2 separate regions of the Homo sapiens genome follow, and region 1 is linked to region 2. A link is an interaction called in ENCODE POLR2A ChIA-PET data of the cell type or tissue named here. Cell type or tissue: OCI-LY7. All regions are shown on one strand. Links, peaks and the distances in the headings refer to the core of each region. The heading gives the core; the rest is flanking DNA. Region 1 has its middle 210 kb from the start of LINC02344. Region 2 has its middle 45 kb from the start of RFC3.

Evidence for each region. Peaks named below come from ENCODE experiments on the same cell type or tissue, not always from the same donor. Only the 100,000 strongest peaks of a DNase experiment are listed, where the experiment ranks them.
Region 1: POLR2A ChIA-PET joins it to region 2 with 5 read pairs; 3 of 35 experiments call an interaction of 5 or more read pairs at or near these places.

The regions. Positions count from the first base shown.
Region 1 is chr13:33,545,094-33,550,487 of GRCh38, reverse strand. It overlaps a transcript of STARD13 not described here. Among named protein-coding and RNA genes, the nearest start is that of LINC02344, 210 kb to the right of the region's middle. In OCI-LY7, for the core only: no CTCF peak of the experiment used is centred there; a DNase peak (open chromatin) is centred at 2,197; H3K4me3 peaks cover 572 bases; H3K27ac peaks cover 2,180 bases.
Region 2 is chr13:33,770,578-33,775,971 of GRCh38, reverse strand. No RefSeq gene overlaps it. Among named protein-coding and RNA genes, the nearest start is that of RFC3, 45 kb to the left of the region's middle. In OCI-LY7, for the core only: no CTCF peak of the experiment used is centred there; no DNase peak of the experiment used is centred there.

The DNA.
Region 1 (5,394 bases), core at 293-5,292, 230 kb after region 2:
GAAACATCACTGTTTCGGCATTATTGCACCAGAAAAACACTGACTACAGCTGGTGAGACAGCTTCAATAGGAATTAAGGATGCTAAGGACAGAATAACTGTTCTGGGATGTGCTAATGCAGCACGCATGCATAAAGAAAACCTTGCTATGATAGACAAAAGCTTATATCCTTGTTGTTTTCAAGGAGTAAATTTCTTTCCAGTAAATTATTATGCTAACAAAAAGGCATAGAGAATTAGGGATATCTTTTCTGATTGGTTTCACAAACATTTGGTACTAGTGGCTCTTGCTTGCTGTAGGGAATCTAGACTGAATGATTAACGACTGCAAGATTTTGGCACTGCTTGATAAGGATTCTGCTCATCATCCAGCAGAAATTCTCATTAAAAATGTTTAGGTCATGTATTTTACCCTAATTGTGACTTCATTAATTCATCCATGTGACTAGGGTGTTCTTGGATCAATAAAGAATAAATATAAAAAGTTTCTTGATCAGCATGCTAGCAACAGTGAACAGAGGCATGAGTGTGGAAAGTTTTCAAAAGGAGTTTAGCACGAAGAATGCCCATGTTTGGAATACAGTGACAAATACACAGTTGTGCATGCCTGGCACAACCTCTGGGCTATAACTATGTTCAGTGATGGTGATGAACAAAGTGGTGACTTTGAAGGTTTCTATATGTCACATGAGAAAAAAAATAATGTCTGACCTCCATACATATACAAAAAAATACACCTTCAGAGTCTGGCAGTAAGATGGAAGAAACAGATGTCATGTAAGTTTTTACCAGCAATAATGCGGCTCTAATTATTCATTCATTGATCCATGGGGAAATAGCCAAAATGGTTCTTAATCAAGGTGATTATGATAATAGTGATGATGAAGATGATGTTAACACCGTAGAAAAAGTGCCTATAGATGACATGGTGAAAATGTGTGATGGGCTTATTGAAGGACTACAGCAGTTTATTTAGTATCCCCAAATGGGTTAAAACATGGATTTTTAGATTTTAAAATGCTGGGCTTCACCCTCAGAGTTTCTCATTCAATAGATTTTGGTCAGGGGACAAGAATGTGTATTTCTAACAAGTTTCCAGGTGATGATGATATCATCCTGGGATCCACACTTTACAATTCAATGACCGAGTATATTTATTTTTATGAGAGAATGTGTATTACTTGATTTCAGTTTATTCTCAATTACACAAAAAATAAATGAGGACACTTAATATTTTGAAAACATAAGATGGAAGAATGTATAGCTATAGCAACACATCTAACTAAACTATTACTCAGTAACCAAAAAAACTCAATAGATTCTCCAAAGCACAAATCAAGATGTCCTTTGCTGAACTGTATGAAGTTTCTGTGTTTTATTTTAATTAACTGACATGCTAAGGACAAACATTTTCTCGAACTTATTTGTTCTATAAATTGTTAACACATGAGTTTAAAAATATTTATATGGTAATAATTATCAGTCATCTTTTCTTTTGATTACTGATTGCTTTTGTGATTTAAAAAAATATTTTTCTATCCCGAGATTAGATATTCACCAGCAATTTCCTGATTTTTGATTTTGTCTTTCTTTACATATATCACTTTGGTCTACCTAGAAATTATTTTGATGCATGTATATTTTACTCAATTTTTAACTAAAATAAATACAATTATTTTTATACAGAAAATTCTTTAGGCATACTATATTCAGGGCATTGCAGTAAATACTCTCAGTGTTTATAATTATCTTTGTAAGATGCATATTAAAACAGCAAACATTGTTGAATTCTCCAAGTTAGTTTTATTTTATAGCATGAGGTGGTATAATCTTCTTAAGCATTCCTGGAAATATTTTTTTAAAAAAAATCACAAACGTATCACACATATCTAAAATTAAGTGTGCCAACTATATACCTTTGATGTTTCCTGAGAGTCCTGAGTTTGCAAAACCTTACCTATATAGCAACATTCAACTGTGTACAATTTTATGAATCAGGCATCACATTTTCCACGAGTCCACTCCACAGAAATGGCTTCAGTCCATTTCATCAAACTGCTATGTTGTGTCAATAAGCTTTCTATGCACTATTCCACTTTTAAGAACTGATGGCCCTTGTACATTTGGGTTTTTTTCAACCAACAGTTGCATGCTAAGAACATCTTCCAAATTCTGTTAGAAGACTGAAGAGGAACTTGGTCAGTTTTTCAGCAGTCATCCATGTCCTCTTGTTCTCATTTCTGTTTTCTTCCTCCAAAAAAAATCACTTCCCCTATCTTTGGCTCATTTATTTTTCTATGGTATATCACTGCCTAGCATTGGAGTTGTTTTAACTTTTTCCTTCACCTAGCATTACTTATCAACATGATAGTTACATTCCCAAAAACTATATTGTAAAAGAAAGCAGGGATGAAATATTTAAGACCTGATAGGAAAAGCAGGTTTAGGAGATCAGAGTTATAGTGAATCTAAAATAAAGGCTGATGGCTCATTAAATAAATCAACTAATGGCATTTTAAATATTTTTAAATAGAAAAAATTGGCATTGTTCAATAACTAGTATTCCTTCTTCCTAACAAACTTTTTATTTCATTAACCTACTAATCATCTAAGATTCTTATGAATATGTTTTTCCTTCTTGTAAATAAAAATTGTTATGAAATATTTTTTCTTGGATCTTCATGAAATGAAAAATGCTTTTAAGTTTTATTATTCAATTACCTTATTTAGCCCTGGAAAATTGAAGAAGAAAATGCCAGTGCACTGTGATATAGTCTTAAAATCCTTCTAAATGCATTGTTTTATATTCAAAAGAACTTAATGCCAAGGCATAAATGACCACAGCAGAGCACTGCTCTACCCTAAAGGTTTTACATCCCAATTCCTTTCCTTTGGCTTATGTTGTCTCAGTTTTCTATATTTCTCTCAAGGTTACGTTACAAAATTATCTATACATACTTGCTCTTCCATATATTTTACCTCTTCTTCTCAGGGCCCTATGTTTTGCTGTAATTTTAAAAATTATCTTCAAGAAAAATTGCCCAATTTTTACAAACATAGTATCCTAAATTCCCACATTTGTGAAAAAAGTATAAATATGTAAATACACATATGTAAAATTTTGTACAGTAGGAATGTTCATTGGGGAAACGTTACTGAAACTGACACAAAGTGTTTAACAGAAATTTGCTTAAAGGGATCAAATTTCACCTGGCATAGGAACATATTTAAAACAGTGGGGTTGACACAATAGCTACATCTGTGTAACCAAACCATCAAGGCTGACAAACTAAATCCAGTTGTTAGTAAAGTTAATGACTAATTCTGATCAATACATGGCCAAAAGAAAAAGAAAACACTGTATCATAAGAGCTGAAAAACATCTACTGGGAAATGACTATTTTGTGAATACTTAAAAGCCTTATAAATGTACTATTATATTTTCACTTTTTCTAAAGTATTATAATTGGCAGGGCTCAAATTAGTAAAGTTAAATATATTTCAACATTTTATTAAACACTGAAAATATTTTATCCATATCAAGTATCAGGGGCTTAAAATGAGCTATTCCAAAAAAAAGTATCTCTCATCAATACTTTCACTTTAAAAGAATTATTATAATTTATCCATATATGAAATACAAAAATTATTAGAACATGTATTAGGCTTAAATTGATTACAAATAAAAAACATTAATCTTGCCTGTAATCCCAGCTACTCAGGAAGCTGAGGCAGGAGAATCACTTGAGCCCGGGAGGTGGAGGTTGCAGTAAGTGGAGACTGAGCCACCGCACTGCAGCCTGGGCGACAGAGTGAGACTGTCTCAAAAAAAAAAAAATTAATACGACAACACAATAATAAATAAATTTAGCTCATCACAAGGGAGCATGGTCATTAAAATGAGTTTAGCAGAATAGTCAATTCAAACTTATTTCCAAAGACTAACAGTATAAATTATAGGCAGTTTGAGATTTAAAATGTGGCAAACCAAAAATAGGGCAGTATAAAGGCTACAGAGACTCAACTACCAATGAATGACAAAGAAAAACTGGCCCAATAGTTAGTCAAAATGTGACTATTAGTACTATTAGGCTAAAATTAAAAGTATTAATAAGTCTATTGATTATAGCAAATAAACCGCCAAAAAGCTCTAACAACTAAGACCCCTTTAACAGCTGAATCAACTTAATTCTTCTTAGACAAATGCTTTTTGCCACAAATATTCATTATACATCCATTTACATATTATGTTCTTAGAAAATAAGAGAAAAAAATCAGAAAAGGAGGCTTCCACATAATAATAGGAATTATTTTTGAAAGAAAATCTGACGTGGGAATCCTAATCTAATTACTGTATCAAAGTCAACCAATTCTTGGTTGAAAGTAAACTACAGTATCATTTCATAAGAGTGTTTACTGATGAAATTAGCCAGGATAAATTGTAATGTTAACAGCCATAATAAATAAATGTCATAAAATACTAATTACTTTTAGTCAACAAAATAAGGTTATTTAACAACTGTCTTAGTCCATTTATTTTTCTATAAAGGAATACCTGAGGCTGGGTAATTTATGAAGAAAAGAGGTTTACTTGGCTCACAGTTCTGTAGGCTGTACAAGAAGCATGGTACCAGCAGCTATTTCTGGTGAGGGCCTCAGGCTGTTTCCACTTGTGGGTGAAGGTGAAGGAGAACCAGCATGTGCAGAGATCACATGGTAAGCGAGGAAGCAAGACAAAGCAGCAAGAAAATCGATAGGAGGGAGGTGCCAGGCTCTTAACAACCAGCTCTGACAGCAACTAATAGAAAACTCACTCATTATCACTAGGAGGGCATCAAGCCCTGTGTCAGGGATCCACCCCCATGTCTGAAAACATCTCCCATTAAGCCCCACCTCCAACACTGGGGATCAAATTTCAACGTGAGATTTGGAGGGATCCAACAAACCAAATGATAGCAATAATGCTCCCAAAATACAGCAGGTATATGAAATATAGCATTACTAATGAAGTGTCCTTTACATCTTCTCTGCCTGCTTCATTAGTGAATTTATTACAATAAAGTTTAAAATAAGGCAAAGAACATTCACCTTTCGGGCCAGGCACAGTGGCTCACGCCTGTAATCCCAGCACTTTGGGAAGCCGAGGCAGGCGGATCACGAGGTCAGGAGATCGAGATCATCCTGGCTAACACGGTGAAACCCCGTCTCTACTAAAAATACAAAAAATTAGGCCAGGCGCGGTGGCTCACACCTGTAATCCCAGCACTTTGAGAGGCCAAGGCGGGTGGATCACCTGAGGTCAGGAATTCGAGACCAGCCTGACCAACATGGAGAAAACTGATCTCTACTAAGGAAAATACAAAATTTTAGCCAGGCATGGTGGCACATGCCTGTA
Region 2 (5,394 bases), core at 184-5,183:
AGTAATTCTCATGAGAAAGAATTTGGCTGCAGGCAGTCTGGGCAGAGGGAGCCACATCCACACTGGCATACAAAGCCAGGAACAGAAGCAGCTGGAGCTTGCTGGAATCTAAAGGAAGAATGCAGGAGGTCAGTCACAATAAAATGGCAGGGAGACAGGAGGGAGCATTTTTAAAGTGGCATGAAGTACTGAGACCTTTGTTTATGCACATCTTGCAAAAAGGAGCTAGACTCTTTCCCTCTGCCTTTTGAAAAGCCCCTCATATTTATCCATTTGGTCTGCAACTACCTGATAGGAAAAGCTACCAAACGTTAGAGGCAGATATTTTCCCCCAATTAAATATACATACATATTTTTCTCTAAGAAGTCTGTCTGTCAAACTCAAGATTAGCATGGCCTAGCGATTAGAGCATTGGCTTAGAGTCAGGCAGGTCTGAGTGCAATATCTGATTCTTCCATGTGAATTCTGGCAAGACTGTAAACCAAAAAGTGACTGAAGCAGACCTCAATCTATCAGAGGTTTATTTTGCCAAGGTTGAGGATGCACCCAGAAAAAAGCAACACAAGTCACAATAGCATCTATGACCTGTGCTTTTTATAAAGAAGATTTGGGGAACTTCAATATTTAAAGAGGAAAGAGCAAGCAGGAGGGGAAGAAAAAAAAGGAGGGGGGCAGGCAATGAGGCAAGTGATTACATTCTGATAAGGCTCTGATTAGTGCTCAGTGAATCTACATTTTACATATAAAAAGGAGGGAGTGAGGGAATGTCAATTATGAATTCTTCTTGTGGCTCGGTAAATCTACATTTTTCATAAGATAAAGTAAGCATGTGAAATTACAGCTATCTGTTTGGGAACAAAAGGAAGATAGTTTTTGCATGGCTCAGTTACCAAGTTAACTTTCCCTTTGGCATAGTGAGTTTGGGGTCCTGAGATTCTGTTTTTCTTTCGCATACTTAAACCTCAATGTTTCCATTTTTCTACCTGTAGGATGATTGCTATGGGAATTAAATAACACGTAGTTACCAGTGTCTGGAGAGTGGTGTCAAAACACAATAACCACTGCTGCTGTTATTATTATTATTTTTTTTTTTTGAGACGGAGTCTCGCTCTGTCGCCCAGGCTGGAGTGCAGTGGCGGGATCTCGGCTCACTGCAAGCTCTGTCTCCCGGGTTCACGCCATTCTCCTGCCTCAGCCTCCCAAGTAGCTGGGACTACAGGCGCCCGCCACTAGGCCCGGCTAATTTTTTGTATTTTTAGTAGAGACGGGGTTTCACCGTTTTAGCCGGGATGGTCTCGATCCCTGACCTCGTGATCCGCCCGCCTCGGCCTCCCAAAGTGCTGGGATTACAGGCGTGAGCCACCGCGCCCAGCCTGCTGTTATTATTTTTATTGGCAGTTTCTTAGCATCATATTCCGTTAGTGTCAATTGAATAAATGAGCCATCTCATTATAAATCCTTCCAACCAAGCCCAGTGACAAGCAGGTTGTATATCAGCAAGCAAGCAGCACCTCTGGGAGCCTTGAGATGGGCCAAGAAGAGAAACCATAGGATCCTGAAAGTAGAGAGCGTCCTTTTCCCAACTTACCCCATTGCCTGCCTCCAGTGCGAACTGGGCAGAGCAGCCCAGAAGGTTAGAGGAGTTTTCACATAAACTCCTGACTGTGCATATGGAAATGTGGCCTCTCCTATCCTAGGGGCATGCTTGCCTGGGAAATTGTGAACCAAGGTTATTAGGTCATCTTCCTTATGCGGCCCTCTGCAAAGGCATTTGGTAAAGCCTTGAGCCTGGACTCCGGAGAGCACAATAAAAACAGCTTGATTAGCAAGAGCTGAGAATATTTATTCCCTCCAGAAATATTTTCTTAAACAACCTGAGCTATTTATTCAATCTTGCATTTTAGAAGCAAATTAGATGTTGAGGTGAAAGTACCCTGATGAGAATATCAGAGCTGATTTCCCAAGAAGGAAGGATTTCTTCAGAGTAGAGAAATGGAAATGCCTCAGGCTCCTGTTCCAATAAGGGAATCATATGTTTGTGGATGAGAATCCGTTATCTATGAGATTGCTCTGGAGTTTTTACAGTCCTCACTTCCATAATTTCTATTTTGAAAAGATGCCAGTCTTATTAACTAGAGGATACCTGGATATGTCAGAGATGAAAATGCCTTTATCACATCTTGAGTACATTCTGCATTGCTAAAATGTATATCTCAGGCCGTCTCTGCCAGTCATTCCTCATTACATTCTGGGGCAAGGTTTTCCTACTGTCCTCGCAGGCACAAGCTAGAAGCATGAGGCTACTGAGGAAGGCCAAGATTTAACTCCCAACTTCATTAAAGGTAACTGATGAGTTAAATTTCATAGCTTAGTTACCAAGTCTTTACCTCCCTCATCATAAACAAAGGACAAGTATTTTGGGAGTGTTTCATTAGTGTGCAGATCTATCCTCAGCATTGTACCTAAAGCTAAGAATAAACTATGCTCTTTACAATTAAGAGTTTTGTAACATTGAAGCGAGAGGGAAGGTCACGGAAATTAGCATGCCAAATCAAGAGCAAACAATAAAATCAAAGTAATGTAGAATAATTGAAATAGGTCAGAATATGAAACAGAGTATCCTGCTGTGCAACTTAGTATTTGTGAAATCACAGCTATTAATTTTATTTCACTAAGCCTCAGTTTTCTCATCTCTAAGATAGGGGTCAAGCTCACTGGAAAGTCGTAGGATCAAGCAAGATAACGTATGTAGGTAAGTGTTTTGTAAGCTTCAAAGCACCCCCAACGTTAGGTATTATGAGTACCAAATTCTGTAGTATAGACTTGATATTCCCCGTTACATTTTTCTAACATGGTGACCACTGAGTTATTTGTGATATCTAGTTTAACAGTGTATCATAACACAAGATATAATGGCTGAGTAATGCAGAGAAAATCTATGAAATCTAGAAAATGCATTGCCAAATTGGATTTCTCACTGCATTTAGTCATATTCTTATGATTTTGATTTTGAGTCCCTAAGATACAAAATATTCTTGAGAATTTATGTTAACAACTCTAAATATAACACATTATTTTTTCAAGCTATTATAAATTAGCTATGAACATCACCGTAAGACAATAGCTTTAGAAGATCCCAACTGGCTGCAGTGGCTCACGCCTGTAATCCCAGCACTTTGGGAGGCTGAGGCAGGCAGATCGCTTGAGCTCAGGAGTTTGAAACCAGCCTGGGAAACATGGCAAAACCCCATTTTTACAAAAAATACAAAAAATTAGCCAGGTGTGGTGGTGTGTGCTTGTAGTGTCAGTTACTCGGGAAGGCTGAGGCAGAAGGATTGCTTGAACTGGAAAGGCCAAGGCTGCAGTGAGTTATGATTACACCACTGCACTCCAGCCTGGACGATAGAGTGAGAATCTGTCTCAAATAAATAAAAAATGAAAATCCCAAAACAGAAATCTAGGGAGAGTGATCACATTAAAAACATGATCTTGCCCATAAGGATTTTACTTTGTTTCAGGACTATTTTTGAAAACCAGGGTTGATTTTTCAAGTACTGTATAGAGTAATGAAGGATCATGAGCAAGTTTCAAATAAGACTCTAATACTAGTCATGCAGATTTGCACCTGCATCCATTTATACTCAAACGATGCCATTTGCATGCACAAATTGAGTAATTAAACAGCTAACTACAAGATCAGCAAATGTAAATGCTTATTAGCCCATCAGCAAATTGGTGCTCATAAAAAATTTCCAATCATACCTTATAGTCCAATTTCTTTTCACCTTGCAAATATTGGCAATATTCTTATACTCCCCAAGTTTCCAAGATTTAAAAGACCTTGGGTTTAAAAAAAAAAAAAACTCCCTGAAGTGTTAATTCCCCGTGAAGTTTTCAGAGTTTCATAGATTGAGTTTCTAATATTAGCAAAAATGATTAATTCTCACAAAATACAATGTTGTACAAACATGTGTATAGTGCACATATGTATATATGTGTATATTATAGATACATATACACATACATACATATATATACATACATATACACTATGTTTTTCAATTGAATTTTATTACTAAAATAGATCTTACCACTTTCTCATTTCCTTATTTTTCAGACTATAAAACTAAGAACCAGAATAAGCAAACACCTCTCATTAGTTTGTGCAGCTAACTAGGTTTGGTTCTCCTTCTCCTGATTCATTCACGTTAGCTTCTTTCCTCTTAGGGAATAAACTTTCTTCTTAGAAAAGGCAGAATACCCGAATAAGCCAGAAAGTAAAAATCAATATATGCAAACAATTTTCCAAAATTATTCAAATAAATTTTTCCTTCTTATTTTTTAACAAGATAAACAACTTGAAAATCTGACATCATGTGATGCTTGGAACAGAGTTGAGCAGTTAGGGGAACGGGGGTTGTCAGACTTTATGGACATCTGGGTCTATAAAATTTCAAATAATGTGTTTTCAGCCTTTATTTTGCCGAGTAAGGACATTTAAATAAAACTGCTATAATTCACTAATGTCATAATTTCTAAAAGAAAAAATATTTTCTTACCAAAAAAACTGATAAGATATGATCTCAGAATAAAGGACTATCTTGTAAGTCAAATCATTTGTTTTATGTAAAACTATGTAAATGAAGTTTACATAAACACCATTTTTTCAATCTGTTTTGGGCAACTTAGGACATTCTTCCATATGTTGAATCAAAATTGACCTTCCAAAAACTTTCTCCCATTCTCATTTGTGTGTCCCGGAAGAAATGCTAGTACCGGTGTGGCACCAGTTGTGTACAAACAAGTCCGGTGTCAGACCACTGGATTCTTAGACAAGCACAGCATGGTGGCAGAGACAACCAACGTTTATAAAAAGAACCCATGTCTTAAAGGACGAAGAACAGACCAAAAGATCTGAAAGACATTACTGAGGATTTCAAAAAACTTCTGACAAAATTCCACGCCAAAGACCAAATAATAATGCCAAATAATCATGTCACTATGATTTTTAAAGTGATGACAAAAGCAGAACTACTTGAGCACTGCGTCACCTACAAAGTAATTTTACACTTATTATTTCATATATTATTGATTATGTGGGGGACAAAAAATATCTTTTCCTTCTGCTCCAAATGAACTTTTCCTTAAGTTCATTGGCTGCGGCCCCATATTAAAAGAAAGATTAACAAGATGAAAGCATATGAATTTATTTAATATAAGTTTGACACGACACAGGAGACTTCTTAAGGAAATTAAGACCCAATGAAGCAGTTGAACCTGGGGGTTGATTTGCTAGTTTTGATGAAGAGCAGAGTCATGGCGAAATGTGATAAGACAAAGGGTGTGAGTGAACTGGAGGGAACTCGGCAAGGCCTGTTGGTTCAGAGTCCTCT